Linked DNA regions of Mus musculus: region 1 is linked to region 2. Evidence: chromatin loops called from intact Hi-C (ENCODE). Cell type or tissue: heart. All regions are shown on one strand. Links, peaks and the distances in the headings refer to the core of each region. The heading gives the core; the rest is flanking DNA.

Evidence for each region. Hi-C counts contacts between places; a loop is a spot of excess contacts. Peaks named below come from ENCODE experiments on the same cell type or tissue, not always from the same donor. Only the 100,000 strongest peaks of a DNase experiment are listed, where the experiment ranks them.
Region 1: it touches region 2 in a loop (2.6-fold over the local background); 8 of 42 quality-filtered maps call a loop at or near these places.

What each region holds. Positions count from the first base shown.
Region 1 is chr5:113,467,759-113,476,206 of GRCm38, forward strand. Gm30812 (a long non-coding RNA gene) reads left to right here. Exons shown (of 3, transcript XR_389557.3): 2 at 5,788-5,942; 3 at 7,745-8,425. Among named protein-coding and RNA genes, the nearest start is that of Gm30812, 7.3 kb to the left of the region's middle. In heart, for the core only: CTCF peaks have their summits at 3,851 (motif pointing right) and 4,776 (motif pointing right); a DNase peak (open chromatin) is centred at 3,832; H3K27ac peaks cover 1,367 bases; H3K27me3 peaks cover 477 bases.
Region 2 is chr5:113,812,419-113,820,866 of GRCm38, forward strand. Selplg (selectin, platelet (p-selectin) ligand) reads right to left here. Exons shown (of 2, transcript NM_009151.3): 2 at 5,380-7,830. The coding sequence starts at 7,825. The coding sequence ends at 6,572. It overlaps Gm42004 (a long non-coding RNA gene), which reads left to right. Exons shown (of 5, transcript XR_878692.2): 4 at 1,335-1,463; 5 at 1,885-2,566. It also overlaps the pseudogene Gm19931. Among named protein-coding and RNA genes, the nearest start is that of Selplg, 14 kb to the right of the region's middle. In heart, for the core only: CTCF peaks have their summits at 1,362 (motif pointing right) and 3,541 (motif pointing left); no DNase peak of the experiment used is centred there; H3K4me3 peaks cover 544 bases; H3K27ac peaks cover 301 bases; H3K27me3 peaks cover 3,102 bases.

The DNA of each region.
Region 1 (8,448 bases), core at 207-8,206, 340 kb before region 2:
TTATTTAAACAGGCTTAGCCACAGGCAGTACTTAAGCGTTTTGTGTGCTGCCTAAGAGGAAAAGGCAAAGACACCCACTTCATAATAAGAGCTCTCTAGAGGCTCAGATTCCCAAAAGAGAGACAATGTATCCTAAGACATTTCAAAGCCAGGAGTCAGTCTAGAATGACAGTCGTGCTGACTAAGCAGTTGAAACATCTTAAGGTGAGCCCCTCCTCCATGCCTCTGCCTGACCTAGTGCTGCCGCCCTGTCAGGACCAGAGTCCTCACACAGATCGTCTGCCCCGTGTCCCGCACGCTGCCTGCTGGTCCGGAAGTTCTCCAGGACTGGGAAATTTAAGGGCTTATGGGAAAGTTAGGAAGTAAGACAGGCTGTTAGGTAAAACAAAGAACTCAGCCCACACAGGGAATCCCAGCTTGGGAGGCTCAGCAGGAGGATTACCTTGAGTTTGAAGCTAGGCAGGGCTGCACAGCAAGACCTCATCTCTGTAAGCCAAGGAAGAAAAAGAGCTGAGGGGGGAATGGGGACAGGAAACAGAAACAGAAAAACAGACAGAAGGGCAGAAAAGGAAAGAGGGTGGAAGACAGGAGAATGAGAGGGTATGGGGTGTGATGGGGGTGGGGGAACAAGCTCAGGGGATAGCTCCTACTCCAGAATGCTGAAGAGTTTTAAGAATCATGTGGCTCCAGGGACTCTCTGATGAGGGCCATTTTAGAAGAAGCACCGGAACTTTTGACCTGGCCCTGATGGCAGAGCACCAGTCTCAAGAAAAGATCACTGGTCCCTTGCTCCTTCCCACTGGGTGGGGCTGGGTCGTTGCGGGGCAAGCTTTGGAGATCACTTGCACCCTAGCTCTGCAGCTGACTAGCTATGGAGGACCCACCCTAAAGCTGCCTTCGTGCCTCGTGCCCGTCAGCCATCCAAGACCCTGCCTTATGGATGGAGAAACTGAGGCTTCTTTGCCATGGCATGCCTCTGGCCATAGAGGGTCTCCATAGTGGGGAAGTTGCCATGGTGATGCAGTCTCTTACTCGGGTGGAGTCTGGTTTCATTACCCTTAGCATGGGGTCCACAGAGGCTGAGGCAGCCACACCCCCTTCCTCACCACAGCTCCAAGGAGAAAGATGTTAACCAAATATCCTCCATGCTGTAAGTAATTGGAAGTCATAGTGAACTGTAGCCAGGGCTGGTTACGCCTCTGACCAAACATAGTTTATTTTGAGCATCTGTGACTGTTATTAATAAATAAGAGCTCTAGAGTTCATTGCTAAACCGAGACCCACTCCTTTACCACACTAGGTTCAGGCACGACAAACAAAATCACGCCACGCAGACACCCACCCTAACCTGAAGGAGTCGACCTACTTGAACCCAGCCCAAAATCTTTTGTTAATGTCTCCCAGCTCCATCATGCGTTTCTGCCTGCATTGGATACTGGAGCTGGTGGAGATGAGCTCTAGAGAAGGAATGGAGGGAGTACCATCCCCCTCGCCAGCTGCTGAGTGCCTTCAGTGAGTGGGGGGGGGGGGGTCCTAGAATGAAAATTGAAAACAGCAGAGGTCCCTCTGGGCAGGACATTCCACTCCTTTAATGCATCTTTCCCAAGCCCACATGGTTTCTCATCAGCCACAGCCCTGCACATCACAGGCTCATAAATGCTGTTTCCCTTGCCAATGATTGGCTGAGAGTGAGCATGTGACTCACTATAGCCAATGATTGGCTGAGAGTGTGCATGTGACCCAGTATAGCCAATGATTGGCTGAGATTGAGCATGTGACTCAGTATAATGCGGAAGACACCTAGGCTCTTTCGAAAGACTAAGTCCATTAGCGAGGCCACCCAAAAGCCCACACACTCGGCTGGAGCTAAGGCCAGGTGGTTAATAGCACATCCCGCTCTTGCAGAAGACAAAGTTCACTTCCCAGCTTCCACATCAGGAGGCTCATGGTTGCCTGTGACTCCAGCTTCAGAATACACACACACACACCTTAAAACATCTTAAGAAGGAAGGACACCCCCCCCAACTATACTCTGGGAGCTTGGAGTGGATAGAACCCCGCAGAGGGGAGTCATACTGCCAGAAGATTCCAGTGGATAAACAGGCAGAGTGCAGCCAGGTGGGGATGGCGCTCATTTGTTCTGCCCAGTCTACACCCAAACGCTGCTCTAGTACAGACTTCCTTCCTGGGTCACTCGGCTTCCTTCACTTGACCCCACAGCATCACAATCACAACTCTGTCTCTGTAGAACAGTGAGGGCACAGAGCAGCAGGCACGCTGCCCAGGGTGACACAATGGGATCTTCTACCATTGCCCCAGAATCCTCTGCCTTCACCTCCCTCCACCAGAACTGACACATAGCCGAGCCCTAAGAATGGACATTCTGACAGTTACAGCCATTGAGTAGCCAAGGTGGCCTGTGCTGAATGCTGAGGGAATGGAGACCCAATCCCCAAAGAAGGAAGGGAAGACAGCAATGACAGAGTATGATTGACAGGTAGGAGAGATCACAGGGGCTGGTCAAGGCTTTGCCAGCCACCGTGCCTGGGGCAGTGATACTGTAAAAAACATGCCTGACATTGAGACGGCATGGTCTCTTCCTGCTGTGGGTGGACCATATCCAGTCACCTGTCAATCCCTTTGCTAGGGAAATAGGAGTAGTTGTCAAACATTCAATGTGTCCTTGCAAGGTGCTCCGGGGAGGACTCCAGGTGGTCCTAACGATGATAACAGAACAGCATAGAATCACACTGCACAGTGCTGGCCCAAGTCACCATCAGCTGTGTGGCCTCAGCCATTCCCTGTCCTCTGAAGGCTGTTCACATGTCCTTCTGTGAAATCATGGGAAATTCCTTGACTCTATGATGAAGATGTCAGGAAAGAAGATGGAGCCCTCTGCCCCCAGCTACAACCATGACTGTGCTTTCTCGTTCCATGGCTCCGGGGGGGGGGGTTGTCTCTCTAAAATCTTCTTTGAAGAGGTTCCTGATACTAAAAAGGGGGACATGGAGGAAAGGGTGAAGGGGATGAGGAGGAAGAGGAGGAGGGTGAGAAAGAAGACAGAATAGGAAGAAGAGGCGACATGGAGAAGGGAGTGGGGGGCGAAAAAGAGGAGGAGGAAGGGAGAGAGGGGAATGTGGAAATGGGAAGGGTGCCCACCGCCCACGGGGCAGGGTGAGAGGAAGCAATAGAAGAATAAGAAGGGGAGGAAAGGGATGGGGGGGTGGCAGGGAGAAGAGAGACAACTCGAGAGGAGGGAAGAGGGGAAGAGAGAAAAGGGAAAAGTTAGAAGAGGTAGAGGCAGGGTAAACAACACCAGCTCAGAAGCCCCTGGTAGAAGATTTTCTGTTACTCGGTGGCTGTACTGGCTGGTTTTGTGTGTCAACCTGACACAGGCTGGAGCTATCACAGAGAAAGGAGCTTCAGTTGGGAAACAGCCTCCGTGAGATTCAGCTGTAGGGCATTTTCTCAATTAGTGATCAAAGGGGGAGGGTCCCTTGTGGGTGGAGTCATTCCTAGGCTGGTATTCTTGGGTTCTATAAGAAAGCAAGCTGAGCAAGCCAGGAGAAGCAAGCCAGTAAGAAACATCCCTCCATGGCCTCTGCATCAGCTCCTGCTTCTTGACCTGCTTGAGTTCTTGTCCTGACTTCCTTTGGTAATGAACAGCAATATGGAAAGTGTAAGCTGAATAAACCCTTTCCTCCCCAACTTGCTTCTTGGTCATAGTGTTTTGTGTAGGAATAGGAACCCTGACTAAGACAGTGGCTAAGGGCACCATCTTAGAAGTCTCCCCAGGCCTGGATCCTCTGCTGCCAGACAAGAATGTAGCCTTTGCTCTGACCCTGGCCAGGAGGGGGCGCTGGAACTCCTTTCATTTTGACAGTCCAGGAGGGTATTTAATTTGCACTTTCCTAACGCTGGGGAATGTGAGCATCTTTTCCTTTGTTTCTTAGCCACATGGATTTTGTCCATAAAATCCTAACTTTCCCTCTTCTCTTTTCTTCTTTTTTTCTTTTCCTTTTTTCTTTTTTTGCCATTTGTCGCGTGTGTGTGTGTGTGTGTGTGTGTGTGTGTGTGTGTGTTTAACACTGTGGATATAATCATAAATCTAATATAGTCATGCAATATGGATTTTTTAAAAGATATTTATCTTACTAGTAGTCCAGGCTGGCCTTGAACTTATAAAAATCCTCCTGCCTCAACATCTGAGAGGGCTGGGATTTCAGGTATGAGCTACCATGCCCTATATATAGTGTGGATTTTAAAAATCTTTTACTGGCTTTTGCTTTGTTTTTAATCTCATGATAAGGGCACAGACTGTACTATCCTGGGAGGATTAAACAGCTTAATTTGGGATTCCTGGTGTATTATCAGATAGTTTATTCTGTTACTGACCAGCTCAGAGCACAGGGATGTGGTTCTGTGGTTATTCGGATATGTGCGCATCTTTGGAGTTGGTTACAATCCTAAGGCCAGGCAAAGTGATCTGTAGGAATTCCCCGTGAAGAGGCACTCAAAACCTGGAACCTGGCTGACCTGTGTCTACTTGGTTGAGAAGTGGGTGGCATGACTGATCCACGCTGGGCACTATGCTCTAGAGGCAGCATCAAAGATACGCTCATCCCTGGGAGGTGGAGGCCAGTGGGAATTCTCTATGAACAAGAGAAATTAGCAAGGTAGCACCTGTGAATCATCTCGGCTGGTCAGTCCTGCCAGGGACACCGCTTGTGGCAGAAGCAGACCTCACCAAACATGAGCCGGTATCCGGGTCTCTGGTTGCTGGGTTACACCAGCAGGGAGCGCTGGGTTATATCAGCATTGGTTGCTGGGTTACACCAGCATGCACTTGTACCATTTTGTATCTATTTCTCGTTCTGATGAGGCTACTGTGTAACAAATAGCCCTAGAAAGGTTGGAGATAAACAGCAACAGTGTGGCAGCATGGCCAGCCACTCTGATTTGCTGTTCTAAATAAGCTTTCTTAACCCTCTGGGCTCATCCAACCAACAGCAGGCTCTTTTTCACCCATCTTCTATGGTCCTTAGACAAACAAACAGCCTGGGTGTGGTCTCCTGGTGTGGACAAGGGCACCAGCAGGATTGAGCCTTTTCTTGCCCCGGTGTGAGCAGTTCACCTTCACTGTGACTCCAGTGGGTTTGTGGTCACCTGGGAGACCCGAATGTGTCTGTGAGGATGTTTCCAGAGCGGAGTGAAGACCCACCCACCCTCCACTCACAGCTCTTAGGTATCAAGGGCTAAATAAAAATGTGATGAGCTGAGCGCTGCCATTCATCACTTCGTGCTTCCTGCCTACAGATGCTAAGTGACCCTCTGACTCATGCTCCTTCACCACCATCTCCCACCATCACCGCGACCTCCCCCACCATGATGGAAAACACCCTCAGACTCTGAGCTGGGGTCAACCCTCCCTTCCTGAAGTTGCTTTTGTTGGGTGTTTGTAACAGCAGCAGGGAAAATGGAGGAGGGGTGGCACATGGGGGAGGGGTAGTTTAATCCCAAAGCCAAGGACAAGAGTCATGGACAGAGAAGGTACTGGGGTCTTTGCTGCTGTGATCACAGCAGTGCAGCAGGCAGGCTACAGAAACAGGTCTGGATGGGACCCACCATTTGCTGCTGAGGTTTTACATGGGATCCCTTCCCAGAAATCCCCCCACCCAGCCCTAGGTCACACCACAACCTTCTTGCTTTCTCTCAGCTCTTTGCCAAGGGACAGAAATCTCTGCAGTGCGGCCCTCCTGCTGCTAATGGCTTCTCTGTCTCTCTTAGGGATTGTGCACCAGGAGACCTCACTAGCTTCTTCTGATGATGTTCTCAGTGCCCCCAGTCCTAGCCATGCAGACGACAGTGACACAGCTCTGCAGCTCCTTTCACAGGGACTCCACAGCCACTGTGTCTTTTTCCTGATCACTGGCAAGCACTGGGTAAGTGTTATATGGTTCGCCTTTCTCACTGTGAGCACCAGCAAGGTGTGGATTGTTTCCATGTCAAGACAAACGATGGCTGGCTCATCAGGGTTCAGCAGAAAATGGAGAAACTTCTGCCCCTGGATTCTTTCTAACGGTCTGAAGGCTCAGGATCCTGCATGTGACCCACCCTGTTTGGACTTGGATGGAGTCTCCTTGACTGTTGCTAATGCAAGTGACAATGGAGGGATGGAGATGTCCAAGGGGAGGGAGTGGTTGACTTAAAGGTGCCAGGGCCTGTGGATGCAGGAGGGGACTCTGGAGTCTTTTCACCTGTGCAGAACAGCCCTGCTCAGAGACAACAGGGCACATGAGCATTGATCGTCAGCTTCTGTGGAATCTGCCCTGAGAAAAGGAAGGAGCCGCCAACCTAGAACAGAAGCTCCCCCTAGTTCTATGTCATTGGCAAGTGACTAGACCTCTCTGGGCCTTGGCCAACTTACCTGTAATGTAGATTCAGTGGTCAACATTGTTCCTCAACTTGACTGGATTAGAAACACCCAGGGGTTTGGTAAGCCCACTTCTGGGTGTGTCTGTGAGCTGTTTTCAGAGACCTTAGATTGACAGTCTGATCCAATTGATGGACCAATGACTTCATAGAACGATAGGCTGCCAAGTCAAGAGTTGGACTGGAGGGGTGTTCTTGGGATCTCGGTCCTCTTCTTTCACAGCCCCCTCCTGTTCACCAAGAATTAGGGTATAACCTCTACCAGGCTCTCCCAGCTCTTGCTGCCATGTTCTGCCCAAGTGCTCAAGCCGAGCGACTAGGGACTGAACCCTCTGAAAACAGAAGGCATGCGCTAAGCCCAGTCCTTTCCCCTTTAAGTTTTTTGTGTGAGGCATCTGTCACAGGCACAATGAGAACTTAACTAATGCCACGGCCCAGCGGCTCAGCCGTGGGTAAGAGCTGTGAGCTCACACTCAGGAAGTTGGGCTCAGAATCCAGTCTCCCACAAACAGCAGCACCACCCCTTTAGATACACAGAGTGGGGCTCTCTGGGCAGTCTGGAGGAAAAAGCTGTAGCCTCACTGGGTGTCTCCTCAAGTTAACTAAGGACGGCCAGAGCAAGCCAGGATTCTCAGACTAAGATCGGGACCACAGTTCTGAACTCTGCATTGCTGCCCTAGGAGCTGACAAGCAGGGCTTTCTCTGCTGACGCTGATGGCAAGCTGAGAGCTTGTCACAGCAGACTGCTGTGGGGCAACGCTGGGAGAACACTTCTGAGCTGCCTGCTTTGGGAACATTCCCTCTCACCCCCACATCATCTCGTGACCCCAGAGCCACGTGTGGCGAATGCAGAAATGGCCATAGTCTTCTGCCCCTCTCAGCACATACCATCTCCCATCATGGCTCCATCTTCTCCCACTAACACACAGAGTTAAAATCCTTGACCCTGGGCTAGCACTGTCACTTAAGTCTGGCTGATTGAAGATAGCTGAAGCAACTCTGATAGTCCCTAGCTCTTAAGGCAATGGGATGGTGTTCTGTCCTTTGTAACATTGGTCAGCTACAGGGTACGAGCCCAGACTAGACTGCTAAGGCTGGTAGAGATACTTTGTCCCAAAACCAAGAGGAAAAAGCCACCTCATGCAACACCCAGACACAGAAGCAGGTCCACATGGTCCAGAAGAGTGACCAGTCAACTCACATACGGTAACTGAAAGGACTGAGGCTGTAAGTTTGGGCATGGTTGTTATGAAGCAGTAGCTAGCTGATACACTGTGTGTAACAAAGAACTCAACTCTCTACCTCATTCCAGAATGGTACGAAGAACTTCACATCCCATTATGCCCCTACTCAGTCCTCACCAAGACCTGCAGAGGACACGAAGGCTTGGCCAAGCTTGTGCCAATTGTGCCTCGCTCAATGAAGAAGCCAGGATTGGAACTCAAGCCTACCTGATACCAGAGTCACTTCTTGAATCTGAGAACCATTCTCAGAGTGGAGCCACCCTCCCAACCTGGCCCCTGCTTCCTGGAGGTCCTTCTCAAAACATCTGTGGACTTTTGTCCCAGGCCATTCTTCTTAGTTGACTTTAATCTCCTTCATCTGGAGCCCCACACGAGGAAACAACTCAGTGGACCCCCCATAACATTTAGAGGTGAAGGCTGTTTGTTACACAGCTCTACCGTAGCCATTGCTGACTGAGGCATACACCCTCCTGGACTGGGCAGTGTTTTCCTGAATGTCCATCTCTGCAGTAATCTAGAGTGAGGTCCTACTAAGTGCTCTGCCCAGATGAGTTCTTTGGTCCATCGTTATGTCAGCCAAACCTGGCACATAGTGAAGGTAGGGACCAGGAGTGACTTTCCCATTGCATGAGCGGCGCCTGAATAACGTTAACAGTAATGAGTTTCTAGGTGCTGCAAAGTAGTTGCTTTTTTTTTTTCCTCGTTCATTTTTCAGTGTATAAAGCAATGGCTGCATTGTGACACTTAGATGCACAGATGTCATCTTACTCGG
Region 2 (8,448 bases), core at 96-8,095:
TCATGTCCTATCAAGGAACCTACGTAACTAAGGAGTACCTGGTTCATTTTGAGGTTGTTCCAGGAGGCCTTTATCTCAAAAATGTTCTTGGAACAGTTTTTAGTTGGGAGGGTTCGAACTTTAGGGTGAGGAGTTTTGGGGTGAAAAGTTTAGGAGTGTTCTGGGAACAATCTCTAGATGGGAGGGGGTGGGCTCCGAGGTAAAAAATTCATGTTTTCACAAGAGGCCAGTAATTTTCTATTCTTCAACATGTCTCTACCTCTTGATGTCTGGGACTAATGGTGTGTGCCACTGCACCTGACTCCCCCCCCCAAAAAAAGTACCATTATACTGGGGGAGGGAGTAGTCCAGATCTCTGATTTTCAGGCTCTGTGGCTTTTGATTATCAGCCTGGGAAGGGAGTCTCAAAGAGGAAGTAACTAGATTAGGTTGGTTGCCCTGTGGGCGTGTCTACAGGAGATTTCCTCCAGCAGGGAGAACCCTCCACTGTGGGTAGCACCATTCCTTAGGAGAGGATTTCAAATGGCACAAGTCTTTAGAAAGGGATCTGAGCTGAGTGTGAGTTCATTTCCTCTCTCTGCTCTTACCTGGTGTGTGTGTCCGCCACTTGAGTTCCCCACGGTGATGGATGTGCAAGGACCCACCTGGGTGAGAGATCAGTGGGAGAGCGTGACAACTGGTTTAGCTAGCAGCAAGGCATCATGCTTAGCTAGCAGCAAGGGATCACACTTAGCTAGCAGTAAGGGATCCTTGTTGCCGGGACTGTCTGCAGGAGGGGCACAGGTAGGTGGGGGTGGCAGTGTCCTTTGCCCTCTGCCTAGGGACCACCCAGGAGGCACAAAGAGGCCCTCAGAAAACAGCCAGCTGGGTCTCAGCCTGTCCATATCCTTCCTAACCCAGGGAATAGAGAACTTGTGAACAGGTAAACAATGGCCTCTGGGTGACATGGATAGACACAGAGGCACCCATCCTGTAGGACAAGAGATCAGGCTCATCTCCACATCCAGTACCAGGGTAAGGATGGAGTGAAATGTCATTCCCCAGAAGAAGCGTGAGGACACACAGGAGGCCAGAGTGGTGGCTAAATCCATCCAGAGCCCAGAAGCAGCTCTGATAAGTGAGCTGAGCCCTTGTGTTTGGGACATTGTTCCTTCTCTGCCTCCGGTTCACCACAGAGCACTGAGATCCCAGGAACCATCACGTGACTCTGAGCATTCAAACTCGGATTCTCTGCTTGACAAACACTTTTACTCACGGAGCCCTCTCCCAAGCTCTTCTGATCGTTTATAGTTTTTAAATTCTTCAACTATACATGTAGATGTGTTTCTGTACAGGCATATGTAGGTGAATGAAGTCCCCACAGCAGCCAGAAGAGGGCGCTGGATACCCTGGAGCCTGAGTGACAGTTGCGTGTGAGCGACCAGAGGATGCTGGGAACTAAACTCATGTCCTCTGTAATGACGGTGAGTACTCTTAAGCGCAGATTCACCTCTCCAGTCCTTTCCTGAACTTTTTTTTTTTAGATTTTTTTGTACATGTATGACTGTTTTTCTTGCATACATTCATGTGAATCACATATAGTCTGTGCCCATGGGAGTGAGGAGAGGACACCCAATACCCTGGAGCTGAATTACAGGTGTTTGTGAGCTCCCACGTGCTGGGAACCCAATCCAGGTCCTCTGCAAGAGCAGCCAATGCTCTCTCGATCGCTGAGCCATCTCTCCAGCCCCTTCCTGGATAGTGTGTCATTGGGATTCACTTCTACAAACAGCCTGGCTCTGTCCGTGAGCTCACCGGGTCTGCGGGTGTGCTGGGAACCGCTTTGTTTATTCTGAGTACTAGCCCACTGTATGGACATATCACAATGTAGTTACCCCTTCGCAGGCTGTTAGGACTGAGGCTGCTCCCAACCTGTGGACCCGTTCAGATCAGCACGTGTTTGCATCCTCTCGGGTAAAGGTCTCGAGTGGGATGCCCAAGCTTTACAGCGACTGGTGAGCTCTATAGGAACTTGCCCAACTGGGTTTCAGAGCAGGTGTAACATATGGGACCCCATCAACCATGCGGAGCACCCCAGCCCCTCCCCATCCAGCCGGGTGCTGCTCTTTTTCAGTTTCAGTCTCGGTGTGCCCTGACCCTCAGTGGGGTTTCCCTGTGCATTCCTCTGACGGATGATGGTGTCAAACAGCGCCTGCCTCGGGGAAGCACCTGGAAGGCCTTTAGGGACCCCTCCCTTCCTCATCCCAGCCCTCTACAACCCTCTGCTGCCTTTCCCAAGGGCCCACGTTGGAACCCTGAGGTCTTAGCTAGCTCTTCCTCTCACTCTAACTCCAGTTTCTCGCAGGTGTGTCTCCACCCTCCATTAATCCGTTCATCCATTGGGTTCAGCTGCGAGCTACCAGCATCCTCAGTCTCCCCCACCCCGCCCCCGCAGCAACTAACTCATCCTTTTTTGGATACTACCCCCACCCCCACTCCTGCCTTGTTCATTTCTCTCACTCGCACCACTGGGTCCATGCTAGTACACGCTCTAACACCCTGTGGCTTGTGTGAGTGGCAGAGAGAAAAACTGCCGGGATCAGCTGTCAACATCCATGTGGGGGGGAGGGGGTGGTGGGAGGGGGCAGCCCCTGACACGATGGGCGGAGTCACGGACTGAACATAAACTTAGTCCCCCTTCTCTTGCCTGACCCCTTATGCCTGACCCCACCTCCTGTCCGACCCCCTCCCCGCCTCTTCCGGCTTTTTGGCAATGCAATCTGTGTGCTCCCAATTTTTGAGTTCCAGTTTCCCCCAGGCAGCAGCTCAGGTGATCGTCGCACCCCTATTTACAGCCCCCACCCCCGGTGTGAGTGCGATAATATAGGTGTCAGGCGTGTAGTAAGTGCAGAATAAAATGCCAACCCTCTGTGCTAGGCCCCAGCTCTGCTTTGTCTTGCTCTGTACAGAGAGGGGCTGGATTCTACCCTTTCAGTCACCCTTCCAAGTATCCTTGCTCTTTCTCTGTTTCAAGGAACAATTAAAGGACAATAAGAGAGACTTCCGAGTGTCAGGGAAGGTCAGCAGGATGAGTCTTTGGGGGCACAGAATTCCCCCAGAACCCCAGTGTGATCTGGAGCATGGGATGATGTCACAGTAAGAGCAGAAGGGCCCGGGCTCCCACATTCTCTGTGTGATGGGGGTCGGGCTGGGCTTCACTTCACTGCACCTCCGTTTCCTCCTCTGTGGAATGGAGATTTGAAGGTCTCTTTAGAAACCGTTTAAGGGATTCAAGACGTTCTGAGGACTTGTGTGGGTTTGCTGAGAGGGTGCCTTGACCGACTCAGGCTCTGCGTGGTCAGGGGCATACAGAGATGGGGCAGAGGGGGGCATCTGTGAGCCAGAGACACCTGGAATCTTCCCAAGGCCAGGTGTCACGTTTTGAGAATCAGTTGTTTAGCGAATACATTGCCAGAAAAGCCAAAAGCTTCCACACTCAAAACCCCGAGCTGGGCCTCCGGACACCTCCTCCCAGAAGCAGGTGGCTGGCGCCCCCTGGTGGCTGTTCACCTCACCCAGCGGGTGACCCATCCGAGAAAGAAAACGTTCTTATACAGCATCCCCAGGAAGGGGACGAGGACCCTGGGGAATTGTTATGGTGCCCTCAAATCCTGTAGCTTCCAGGTCTGTGAATCCTCCCCGCTACTTTTTTTGATCCAAAGGGAGGATAAACCCAGGATCTGCTCAGTCCGCCAGCTGGCGGCCTCTGCAGGTCCAGAGGAAAGCAGCAGACATTGCCACCTCCAGATACTGGGACATCTCCCTACACTCCCTGCTCTGTCCCTGAGGGCCCCATCGCCTGCCACGTTCCTTCCTGTCTTTCTCTGTGGCTCTCTTCCTTCTCCATCCCTCTCTCCCATAATGAAGCCTTTTCTTCGAGCCCTGGAATTGTGGGTCACACCCTCTGCAGATAGGGCAAAGCCTCTTCTTCCCAAAGAGGCTCCAGAGAGTGTTTTTTGGAAGAGAAAAACCATCATTCTTCCAGGAGACAGGATGCTGTATGGTTCAAGCAGCTGTCCCCTTCTGTCTGTGGAAAGGATGGAAGGAAGGACTTGGGGCAGGACAAGCAGCGTGAGAGTTATGGGTGCCATGATGCCTTGGTGTCTGAGTGAGGTGGGCATGTCCATCATCTGTGTGGCCCACAGATGGGCAGCCCTCGTGGCTGGCTTGGGTGGAGGGGCTCTTGGAACATAGGCTCTAAAGCCAAGGTCAGAAAGCTGACAAAACTGTGACCCTGTGTCTCGCTGCTCTGCAAATAGGGGTTAATAAGCTCACAGAGCCTGATCCAGCTTGTTGCCTGTTTATAGGTGTGTGTGTGTGTGTGTGTGTGTGTGCGCGCGCACATAGAGGCCAGAGGACATCTCAGCTGTTGTTGTTCAGTAACTTTCTTTTGAGATGCTCTCTTATTGGCCTGGCCTGGCCTTTTGGAGGTAGGATAGACTTTAGGTGACCAGTGAACCACTATGCCTGTCTTTGCTGCCCCCAGGGTGGGGTTAAGAGTGTGAACTCTAGTCGGGCGCGGTGGCACACACCTTTAATCCCAGCACTTGGGAGGCAGAGACAGGTGGATTTCTGAGTTCGAGGCCAGCCTGGTCTACAAAGTGAGTTCCAGGACAGCCAGGGCTACACAGAGTAACCCTGTCTCGAAAAACAAAAACAAACAAACAAAAACAATAAAAGAGTGTGAACTCACCATCTTAGCCTTTAAAAAAAAATCTGTGGTTGGCATCCCACACGTGGTGTGCAGTCCTGTCTCTCAGGTGAAGCATGGCTAAAAGCCTGTGGAGTAAGTAGAAGAGGAAGATGCGTGCTGACAAGAGAAGACTGCGCCAAGAGAGCTCAACAGATGGAAGAGTATCCTCAGAGTGGACGGAAATGCTCTAATGAAAGACGTTGAGGAGATAACAAACCTCTCCAGGAGAAAATGCAGTGCGAGGAAGGGCGGTGTGGCGCGGATGAGGAAAAGGATGACATGAAAATGGAAATTGAAATTAAGAGAAACAGAAAGACTCTTCTAGACCAGCATGGCCAGTACCCAGTGTGGATAAACCAGAGGCAAAGAAAAAGACAAAGCCAACAGAGAAAAGAAACGAGGGAAAAACAGAGCAAAGGCTGCAAAGGGCCTGGCCTGGTAGACCTTAAAGACTGGCAAGGGAGCCAGGCGTGGTGGTGCACCCCTTTCATCCCAGCACTCAAGAGGTGAAGGCAGGTGGATTTCTGTGAGTTCAAGGCCAGCCTGGTCTACAGAGCAATTCCAAAGCACCCAGGCCTCCTTTACACAGAGAAACCTTGTCTTGAAAAAACAAGCAAACAAACATAAAAGAGAAACTATTTGTTTTCAGTTTGGACTTAGTTCTGTAATTCAAAACCAAAATAACTCATTTGTGTTAGAAACTTGAATAAAATCTCTTTGGTGATTAAAAAAAAAAATCTGACAGGGCTGCTGAAGGGATGGCTCAGCTGTTAAGAGCACTGACTGCTCTTCCAGAGTTCCTGAGTTCAATTCCCAGTACCCACGGGGTGGCTCAAGTCTGTAATGGGATCCGATGCCCTCTTCTGCTGTGTCTGAAGACAGTGACAGCATACTCATAAACATAAATAAATCTTTAAAAAGAAATTGGCCAACACCAAAGGGACCTTCCTCCTTTGACCCACCTTGGAAAGGGTAGATTCAATAAAGTTCTCTAGCTTGTGTAGTTGTGTTCATATTTACCTGTGAGTATGGATGCCAGAGAACAGTTTTGGAGAGTCAGCCTTCTCCTTCCACCATGAGGGCCCCCCTGGAGCTTAGGCCATGAGGCGTAGCAGCAAGCACCTTCACCGGCTGAGCCAGCCAGCCAGACCCAGCTTTAGTTTTCTCGGAGACAGGGTCTCATGTAGCCCAGGCAGTTAACGAGCCAAGGATGACCTTGAACTCCTGTACTGCTTGGGTGATGGGCATATGCTACCTACCACGTGTCGCTTAAACCCTCCAGTGCCCCTTGCAGTTGCCCAAGCATGTATTAGATGTCTAAGAGCGGTGTGGACAATGGTCTAAGCGCCCTCCGGGAGGGCTGGAGATGGCAGCCTAGGCACATGAAGGACTCAGCTATCGTTTATTATAATATGTTTATTGGATGCCTGTGCTGGGCCAGGCCGCAGCGCGAGGTCATTCTGTCACTGTACGGAAACTCGTTGGTTCACACGGGCCCAAAGGAAGGACCATCCCTCCAAGCCAGGGACCTGGGAAAGCCAGGCTACCTGCCACTGGAATCAGAGAAGCAGACATGGCGGCCTCCCACAAAGCTCCTCTCTTACCGGGTTACCATGGCAACCAACAGAGTAGCTTTTGGGAGTGGAATAAGGGAGCTGAGTCTTTCTGGAGAACGCAAGGACAGGTATCCAGTGACCTGCAGGGAGACACACAGCGGTGGGCGCTCTAAAGACTCCCGTGAATACATTTCACCCAGGAAGCCCAGATCTATGACCTCTGTGACCAGCGGGTGAGAGTGGAGCTAGCAAAGGTCTCGCTTAGGTGGGCAGGCAGGGGAGTCTAAGGGAGGAAGCTGTGCAGGGTGAGGTCGTCCCCATCCCGGTCCCCACTGGGCTCTGTCTTCAGGTCCTGGACCTTGGGCAGGCCCCCATTGGCTGTGACAGGGGCCCCGTCTCCCCCCTCAGGTAGCAGGGACGAGATGCAGATCATCTCCGTGGGGGAGTAGTTCCGCACTGGGTACATGTGGGTCTTACGGGACAGACGGACCGCCAGCACCACTGTGCACACGAGGAAGATGGTGGCCAGAGAAGCCAAGATGAGGATAATCAGCAGACATTGCTTCACCGGGATGAGATCTGAACTCCCTGGCAGGGTTGGGGCAGGTGAATTCCCAGGGGTCACAATCAGCCCTTTCTTCAGGCCGCTGTCAGGTAAGTGAGTCACGGATGGCCCAAGGAAGATGGTAGACTCGTTAGACTCTGTGGACGCCGTCTCCATGGTGGTAGGTTCTGTGGAAGGGACTTCGGTGGCTGCAGACGTTGTAAACAGAGTTTTTACAGCCTGAATCCTGGGAAGCTGGGTGGTCTCTGCCTCCGTGGGTGCTGGTTTTGAGGTCTCTGCCTCCGTGGGTGCTGGTTTTGAGGTCTCTGCCTCGTTGGGTGCTGGCTGAGAGGTCTCTGCCTCCGTGGGTGCTGGCTTTGAGGTCTCTGCCTCCGTGGGTGCTGGCTTTGAGGTGTCTGCCTCCATGGGTGCTGGCTGCGAGGTGTCTGCCTCCATGGGTGCTGGCTGCGAGGTCTCTGCCTCCATGGGTGCTGGCTGCGAGGTCTCTGCCTCCATGGGTGCTGGCTGCGAGGTCTCTGCCTCCATGGGTGCTGGCTGCGAGGTCTCTACCTCTGTGGATGCTGGTTGGACGGTCTCTACTGAGGTTAGACTCCACTGTGTGGCAGAGTCTGTGCTCAGCATCCCAACAGCTGTCCCTCCTGTACCTGGGGCAGTAGGGTCAGTGGTGGCAATCTTCTCAGTGGCTCTCTCGGAGGTTCCAGCGCTCGTGGAATCTCTCTCTAGCATGACCACGGTGGTTGGCAGCTCAGGGTGAGCAGCCACGGTGTTGGTGACATTTTTCAGCAATTCTGGGGGGTCTGTGTTATACGTATAGTCAGGGTCCTCAAAATCGTCATCCCCAACCACCTGCCTCCGTTCCCGGAGATGCACAGGACCCGGGGCTTCCTTGGTTTCATGCCCCCAGGGGTCCTGCAGCTGAAGGCTGTTGCCAGGGCCCAAGATGGTCAGCAGCACAAGGAAGCTTGGGGACATGGTACCTGAGGAGACAGGAGCAGAGATATGGTTTAGCCTGCCCCCACCGAGGACCTCAAGACAGTGCTGGCCTGGTCTGGGGCAGGCACGGTGGCGGCAGACATCTCCTGAGTTGAGACCCTTGGCTGGAAGCTTTGTGCATATCCACACAAATAATGCCAACCGACCATCAGAGAAGGTTCCTTACCCTCCCGTAAGGTTTGAGTTAAATTTTGTTTTCTTTCTTTTTTCCCCCTCTTTATTTAATTTTTAATTTTAATTATTATATCTTTGAGACAAGAGTCTCTCCCTAAGCTGTCCTTAAACTAGTGATCCTCCTGCCTCAACCTCCTGAGCGCTGAGATTATAAGTAGGACCTACCATGATCAGCGATTAAATATACATTTTTTTAAAAAATCTATTTATTTTTGTGTTTGGCCTGCTTGGATGTCTGTGCATCCTGTGTATGCAGTGTCTGAGGAAGGTGTGGGATCCTCTGGAACTGGAGACACAGTTGTCGGAGCTGGGAATCCCTGGTCCTCTGGACAAACAGCAAGTGCTTGTTTTGTTTTGCTTTTGTTTTCTCGAGACAAGGTTTCTCTGTGTAGCTCTGGCTGTCCTGGAACTCAGGACGAGTGTCAGGA